Regions from separate parts of the Mus musculus genome. Here region 2 is linked to region 1. Evidence: chromatin contacts called from ENCODE POLR2A ChIA-PET data. All regions are on one chromosome and are shown on one strand. Each heading gives the region's core, a stretch centred on a gene start or an enhancer-like site at or near the end of the contact. The rest is flanking DNA. Distances are from core to core; before and after follow the strand shown. Region 1 holds the start of Gusb (glucuronidase, beta). Region 2 holds the start of Sbds (SBDS ribosome maturation factor).

The links. ChIA-PET counts read pairs that join two places held with the same protein, here RNA polymerase II (POLR2A).
Region 2: POLR2A ChIA-PET joins it to region 1 with 14 read pairs in embryonic stem cell. The contact joins the promoter of Sbds here to the promoter of Gusb in region 1. POLR2A ChIA-PET finds 5 or more read pairs at or near these places in 2 of 5 experiments (Patski and embryonic stem cell).

Annotation. Positions count from the first base shown.
Region 1 is chr5:130,001,105-130,004,820 of GRCm38, reverse strand. Gusb (glucuronidase, beta) reads left to right here and starts at 1,772. Exons shown (of 12, transcript NM_010368.2): 1 at 1,772-2,214. The coding sequence starts at 2,005.
Region 2 is chr5:130,253,548-130,257,263 of GRCm38, reverse strand. Sbds (SBDS ribosome maturation factor) reads left to right here and starts at 1,734. Exons shown (of 5, transcript NM_023248.2): 1 at 1,734-2,054; 2 at 3,196-3,325. The coding sequence starts at 1,927. It overlaps Tyw1 (tRNA-yW synthesizing protein 1 homolog (S. cerevisiae)), which reads right to left and starts at 227. Exons shown (of 16, transcript NM_001015876.2): 1 at 71-227. The coding sequence starts at 74.

The sequences.
Region 1 (3,716 bases), core at 523-3,022:
AATAAGATGGATGGGACTGCAGACAGGGCTCAGGGTTTAAGAGCACTGGCTGTTCTTTCAGAGGTCCTGGGTTCAGGTCCCAGCACCTTCAAGGTGATTCACAATTATTTGTAACTTTAGTTCCAGGGGATTCAATTCTGGCCTCCAAGGGTACTTCACACACCTAGTACACACTGATAGGTGCAGGCAAAACATCCATATGTTATTTATATCTTTGAGGTTACTATGTAGCCTATCCTTCTACCTCAACATCCTGAGAGCTGGCCGTAGATGAGAAGCACCATGTCCAGTTCTAGGGAAGTTTTTTGTAGTTGCTGCTGTTCTTAGTGTTTATTTTCTGTTTCCCAGGGTTGCACTGGCATGTATGTCTATGCACCACATGGTCCAGTGCCTGTGGAGGCTAGAAGAGGTCATTCGATCCTCTAGGAGTGGAGTTAAAAAATGGTTGTGAGCTGCCATGTGGGTGCTGGGAATCAAACGGGGTCCTCTGGAAGAACAGCTAATGCTCTTAACCACTAAGCCATTATCTCTCTAGCCCTCCCCAGCAAATAAATAAATAAATAAGTCAGTCCTTTTAAAAAAAGGATTGACCTTTAACCTCTACCTGCACACGGTCATGTGTATACACACATCTGAAGCAGGCACCTGAAACATAAACACTCAAATATAAATAAGTGGATTGGAAGCTAGCATACCTGTGCTTGGCCAGTTTTACTCATGCTGAGAATCATTTCTTCTGTTCAGCGTCACCCCCAACCCCTTAACAAGCATACTGGTAATTGCAACAAAATGTAGGTATTTGTAACAACAACAACAACAAATGGGGAACCTTCTCTTGTGCTTAAGTTCAGCAGGCTTTAATAATGCTTTAGGGAGCAGGGCAGTGGTGGTGCACTCCTTTAGTCCCAGCCCTCAAGTGACAGAGGCAGGTGGATCTCTGAGTTCCAGGCCAGCCAGTTTAGACTAACTAAACAGAGCTCTCTGGAAAAACCCAAATCAAAACGAACCAAACAAAAACATTCTTTAGGGAACTTCCTTTTGGCTCAGTCTGAAAATCCAAATGCACACCTTGGGGTGGTTGTATCTTTAGTTCAACTCAAAGATTTAGGTTGAAACCTAAATGATATTTACCTCCGTTTTAAGAACTGGAAACTAACCAGGTGGCATATGCCTTTAGTCCCAGCACTCAGGAGGCAGAGGCGGGAGGTATCTCTGTGATTTTGAGCCTGGTCTACAGAGTTCCAGGACAGCCAAGGCTTCAAGACTCGCTTAGCTGTATATGTACTTGCCCAAGAGTGAAATCTGAGCACTGTTTGCTCAAGCCTGTTAGCTAGAGAGGCTGGAGTGATGGATTGGGGGTGGGGGTGGGGTGAGAGTTACTAAGACCACTTTCAGAGAATGGCTGCTGCAGGTCATGTGAACCGTCATCGCAACCTTCATTTGTGACTCGAATGACATCACACAGGTCCAGGAGACACTTCTTTCATGGCCATTGCTGTCAGTTCTACTCCCTTCCTCAGAGACCTCTAAGAAGAGACCTAGCTTCGAACCTGCCTGCGTGTCCTTTCCAGGCTTTAATAACAAACTCCCCAAATTCTTCTCAGTGTCTCTTTTGAACTCTCATCCTTTCACAGGAGTTATGAAGAAACAGTGGGATCAGGGACTTCAGGGCTTCTTTCAGATCTTAGCCTAGTGGTCCTGAGGGGCAAGCCCCAGAGTGTGAGGGAAGGAGGGGGAGATATTAATAGATGTGAGGCAGGCAGCGGCTGACGTCAGGCATATGGGGAAACGATCCAGGACTTCAAGCGACTTCCTCTTTCTGCAGAGTCCAGCCTTGGGGCCTCTAGATAGCCTTGAGCCAGCAGCTGTACAAGCGCTTGCCCTCAACCAAGTTGGCGCAGGCGGCTTCTCTCGAGAACATGTGACTCTTCCAGGTCCCGCCTCTGCCCTCCCAGAGAGGAGGCTAAAAAGCCCAGCCGCTGGTCGGTGGGCAGCCTGGCCAGTATGTCCCTAAAATGGAGTGCGTGTTGGGTCGCGCTGGGCCAGCTGCTGTGCAGCTGCGCGCTGGCTCTGAAGGGCGGGATGCTGTTCCCGAAGGAGAGCCCGTCGCGGGAGCTCAAGGCGCTGGACGGACTGTGGCACTTCCGCGCCGACCTCTCGAACAACCGGCTGCAGGGTTTCGAGCAGCAATGGTACCGGCAGCCGCTACGGGAGGTGCGCGCTCCCTGGGACCCGGGGTCTGGAAGCTTCCAGAAGTCAGGGGATGGGCGGAGGGATGCCTGTACCTGGAGATCCCCTTGTGCTCACCTAGAGGAGGTTAATATGGGTTTGCAGGCTGGGGAGGGGAGCGACCAGAGCAGGAAGTGGGACCTGGCATGCTGAGAACCGCATGGTTTCTGCTAGGCAGGCGCTGCCCCAGGCAATGGATTTTTTTGTTTTTGTTTTTTTAAAGCTTTTAATTTTACTTCATAGTGCTGGGACTTGAACCCAGGGCCCTGTGTGTGCTTGTCACTACTGAGCCTTTTGTTTATGTTTTGAGGCTGTGTCTCCTTCGATAACCTAGGCTGGCCTGGATGTCCGGGTGAATCTCTTGCTCCCACTTTAACTTTCCTGAGTGTTGTAGATGTTTGTGCACACGCCTCCTGCATCCCGGTGCACATACCTCCCATGCTCTTTCCCATCTTGTGAAAAGTAGAATCCTAGGAGATGCTACCCACTACAGAGATTTGGGGGCGGGGGTAGAGGAGGGGGGAGCAAATGTGACTTTGCACAGAGCTAGCAGAGGACCCTCATCCCTGCTCTCCTTTCCTACCTAGGTAGGGTTGGCGCAGAAGCAGGCTGAAGCAAACCTGTGTGCTCACAGTCTCCTCCTCTCTCAGATTCATTCATTCATCCTACCTCGTTTCCTATTGGGCTCTCTCCTCTTCCTCTCTTCTCTCTCTTTGTTTAAAATGTGTACCCATTATTTATGTGGGGTGGGGGGGCGCCACCCGTGTGCTACACAGTACATGTGGAGGTTGGAAGATAACTTGCTGGAGTCTGGTCTCACCTAGGTCACCAGGGATGTAACTAAGGTCATCAGGCTTAGTGGCTAGTGCCTTTAACCCACCAAGTCATCTCACCAGCTCTGTGTGTGTGTGTTTGAGACAGCGACTCACATTAACCTCCGACTCATAGCCATGTGGCTCCCTTAGCCTCCCAGGTTGCTAGAGTTACAAGTGATGAACCACCACACCTGGCTTAGACTCTCAGTTTTCAACTGCACTGCCCAGCATTCAGCAAAAGAGGAAGTAAGGAGAGGACATTGCCACCACAGGCCTTCTCTGTTTCCTTGGGGGCCCCTGTTCCCTGCTGTTGGCCTTCTTCCTTGTAGCAATGGTCACCTGCCTTTTATGTCAGGGTCTGGTCTTTCCTGTTTTAGACTGGCCTGTGGCTCTTTCCATGGAAATCTTGGCTCTGGTACTATCTGCCCTGAGAAAGAACTTGGTTTGAACAGTCTTTTTCCATCAACTGTCCTGCAGAGTTCACTTGTGGATGCAGCCAGTATTTTACAGAGTCTCTCCCCTGTGTCCCCTATGGTTCTCTAGGGTGCTGGGGGCGCAGTCGTGAAGAATAGACCCAATCCTTCTCTTTAGCCAGAGTCTCCTGTATCCTCAGGTCAGCCTCAGATATACTATGAAGCAGAGGATAGCCAGGGAATGACCCTGAACGTCCAT
Region 2 (3,716 bases), core at 485-2,984, 250 kb before region 1:
CTAAGGCCCTCGGTGGAGGGGGAATCTGTTGCCTTCTGCCCGCCCGAGACCCTGGCCAGCCCAGACTCACCCATCCTCCGCGGGGCCCGAGCTACGCAAGTCAACCGGCAAACGCAAAGAGAGAGGGACAGCGAACAGGAGGATTGAGTTTACAGGGACAGGGAAGCCATGCATGCAGTCGGCAGACCTGCCCGCGTTGGCTGCAGGGGACAGAGGCGGGCCCAGAAGGAAAAAAAAAAAAAAAAAAAGGAGCTAGCGGAAGCTCTAACTTCCTCTCTGATAGGCTCAAATAGAAAAGAGGCGGGACCAGAGAGAAGCCATCACTTCTAAACCTGGGAAAGATGCTAGAGCACTTCCTGTACTTCTCGGATTGGCTCAGAGTGGAAAGGGGCGGGCCTGTGGGAAACGCGGTCCAGAGCGGGAGATGCAAAAGCAAGCGAGCTTCCTGCTCCACTGTTATTTCTCGCTTCGGCTCAGAAGGGGAAAGGGCAGGACAGAGGGCAGTACTATCAAGAAATAAATGACAACCTGGCATGCTGCTGACTGACCATTAATCCTAGCACTCCAGAGGCACAGGCAGACGGATCTCTGGGAGTTCCTAGTTAATGGACAGCTTGTTCCGCCGCGTAGTGAGCTCCAGGACTACGTATGCCAGGGCTATAAAGAGACCTTGCCTCAATCAATCAGTCAATAAATGGAAAAAAGGAATTCAGCTTGATGACACAGACCTGTATTTCAGCGCTCTTGAGGCTGAAACAAAATGATCACGAGATTCAGGATAGCTACTATTTGGAGAAAGAGTCTCACTGTGTAGCTCTGGATGGCCTGTAACTCGCCTATATAAAACAAAATGGCTTCGAATTTACAACGCAATTAGCCTGCCTCTGACTCCCATGTGCATAGGTGACTAAGCCAAGAGAGTTTTTATTTACTTCTTTTAAAAGTTATAGCCGGGCGTGGTGGCGCACGATTTTAATCCCAGCACTCGAGAGGCAGAGGCAGGCGGATTTCTGAGTTCGAGGCCAGCCTGGTCTACAGAGTGAGTCCCAGAACAGCCAGGGCTACACAGAGAAACCCTGTCTCAAAAAAAAAAAAAAAAAGATATATATATGTGTGTGTGTATATATGTGTGTACATATACACACATATATGTGTGTATATATATCACTGACTGCTCTTCCAAAGGTCCTGAGTTCAATTCCCAGGACCACATGGTAGCTCACAACCATCTGTAATAGGATCTGATGCCCTCTTCTGGTGCGTTTGAAGACAGCTACCGTGTATTCATATACATAAAATAAATAAATAAATCTTTTAAAAAGTAAATCTTAAAAAAAAAAAAATAGGGCTGGCGAGATGGCTCAGTGGTTAAGAGCGCCGACTGCTCTTCCTAAGGTCCCGAGTTCAAATCCCAACAACCACATGGTGGCTCACAACCATCCGTAACGAAATCTGATGCCTTTTCTGGAGTATCTGAGGACAGCTACAGTGTACTTACATATAATAAATAAATCAAAAAAAATTTTTTTTTAAATTTAAAATGAGCGCAGCCTCTGAACTCTGCAGAACTATTCAACCAAAATATCATGTTTCCACCCAGATAATAAACATTACTCACCCATAATAGGTAGGCGTAACTGGCGCCTGTAAATGACGTCATCACAGAACGACCCGCCTTCCTTTGAGGGTGGAACTAGAGGGCGTAAAAAGTCACGGCGCGCAGGCGTGGTTGCTTTCTTATCGGCTGCCTGGCTAGTGCGCCACTTGACGCATGTGCAGTAGGGCAATCGGGCGTGCGGTAGCTTCTTCCCTGGTAGGTTCCGGAAGAGCCGCGCACTCCTTGGGCGTTAAGGGTTCGCGCGCCGCAGGGTCGTTTCAGCCGAGCACTTGGCGTCCCCTCGAGCTCGAGATCTGTGAACAGCCACCATGTCGATCTTCACCCCCACCAACCAGATCCGACTGACCAATGTGGCCGTGGTGCGGATGAAGCGGGGAGGGAAGCGCTTCGAAATCGCCTGCTATAAAAACAAGGTCGTCGGCTGGCGGAGTGGCGTGTGAGTAATCCTGTGCCCAGAGTTCGGCGGCCTGGCCTCCCTAACCCCGGCTCCTGCGACCCATCGGTACCTTTCAGGCCTGGTTTACCCGATTCGGATTGGGTTCTGCTTTGGGATTTTGTTAGTATCATAAAAACTGCCAACTACAAACGCCATCAGAGCCGGGTGGGACCGATGGTTTAGGCCTGTAATCCCAGCGCCCAGGAAACTGAGGCAGGAGGATTGCTGCGATTTCCAGGCCAGCCTGGAACGTGTGTGTGTGTGTATGTGTATGTGTGTGTGAGAGAGACCGTGACCGACCCTGTACTAATAAAACAAAGCTGCGGTCAAGAGGACCCGAAATTGCAGTAGCCTCTTGGATTAAATGTTTAAATCCGGCCGGGCGGTGGTGGCGCACATCTTTAATCCCAGCACTTGGGAGGCAGAGGCAGGCGGATTTCTGAGTTCAGGGCCAGCCTGGTCTACCGAGTGAGTTCCAGGACAGACAGGACTACAAAGAGAAACCCTGTCTCGAAAAAAAACCAAACCAAAACAAAAAAAGACAGGAATCCAACATTCCAAATGCTATCTCCAAGAAGAGAAACATTATGGTCATTTTCCAGGGATAACAATCGGGAAGCTAATCTTACACCTACAAATCCTGAAATTAAAACGTCACACCTCAGAATCCCCAGTTTCCCAAAGTGCGTAGTAGTGTCTTCGCTACTGCCATCTAGGGACAGATATTCCAGGACAGAAGAAACACCACTCCCCACCACACCCTGAGTTTCCTTACATAAAACAATGATGTAGTTTTTCCCTCTGTGGTGAAGTGGGAGAATCCAGATACTGTCCTTCGCAGGTAGCCACCAGAGAGAGAGTGTGGTGTGTGTGTGTGTGAGATTTCTCTTTTTTTTTTTCTTTAGGGTTTTTGTTTTGTTTTTTTTTGTTTTGTTTGGTTTTTTTTTTTTTTTTTTTTGAGACTGGCCTCAAACTCCCAATTTCCCTGCCTCTGCCTCCTAAATGGTGAGTTACAGATGTGCACATCACACCCAGCTTGCAGCACTTGCCATTTCTCTTGTTGCTATCTTGTGTTTAAATGTGAGTGGATTTTCTACTATCCAGTGGATTCACATAGGACTTTCTCTCCTGCCCTTTCAAGGGAAAAAGACCTTGATGAAGTTCTGCAGACCCATTCAGTGTTTGTAAATGTTTCCAAAGGTCAGGTTGCCAAGAAGGAAGACCTCATCAGTGCATTTGGGACAGACGACCAGACTGAAATCTGCAAGCAGGTAGGTCCTGCCAGGTGCAATGTAACAAAATCTCACGATGGTAGGCAACATCTGGACCACTGTGTTTACTGTTTTTCTTGATGAGTTTTTGTTGTTTTAGCATTTGTTGGGTCCCTCCCACCTCCAGTTTATATTGTTGGGCAATTTGGGGAGGTCTGTATGGTATTTGTCTGTTGCTATTTTTTTGAGACAGAATCTCACTCTGTAGCCCAAGCTGACATCAAACTCAGGGGATAGCCATGCTGGCATGGAACTTCTGATTCCTCCAGGGACATGCCACCTCACCCACATCCATTATAATAGCATGCAGTGATTAGGACCGGAATCCACTACTCCAGATACTATCACAAAGAAAAGAAACTTACTATGGTCATGTTTCTGAAATAATAAT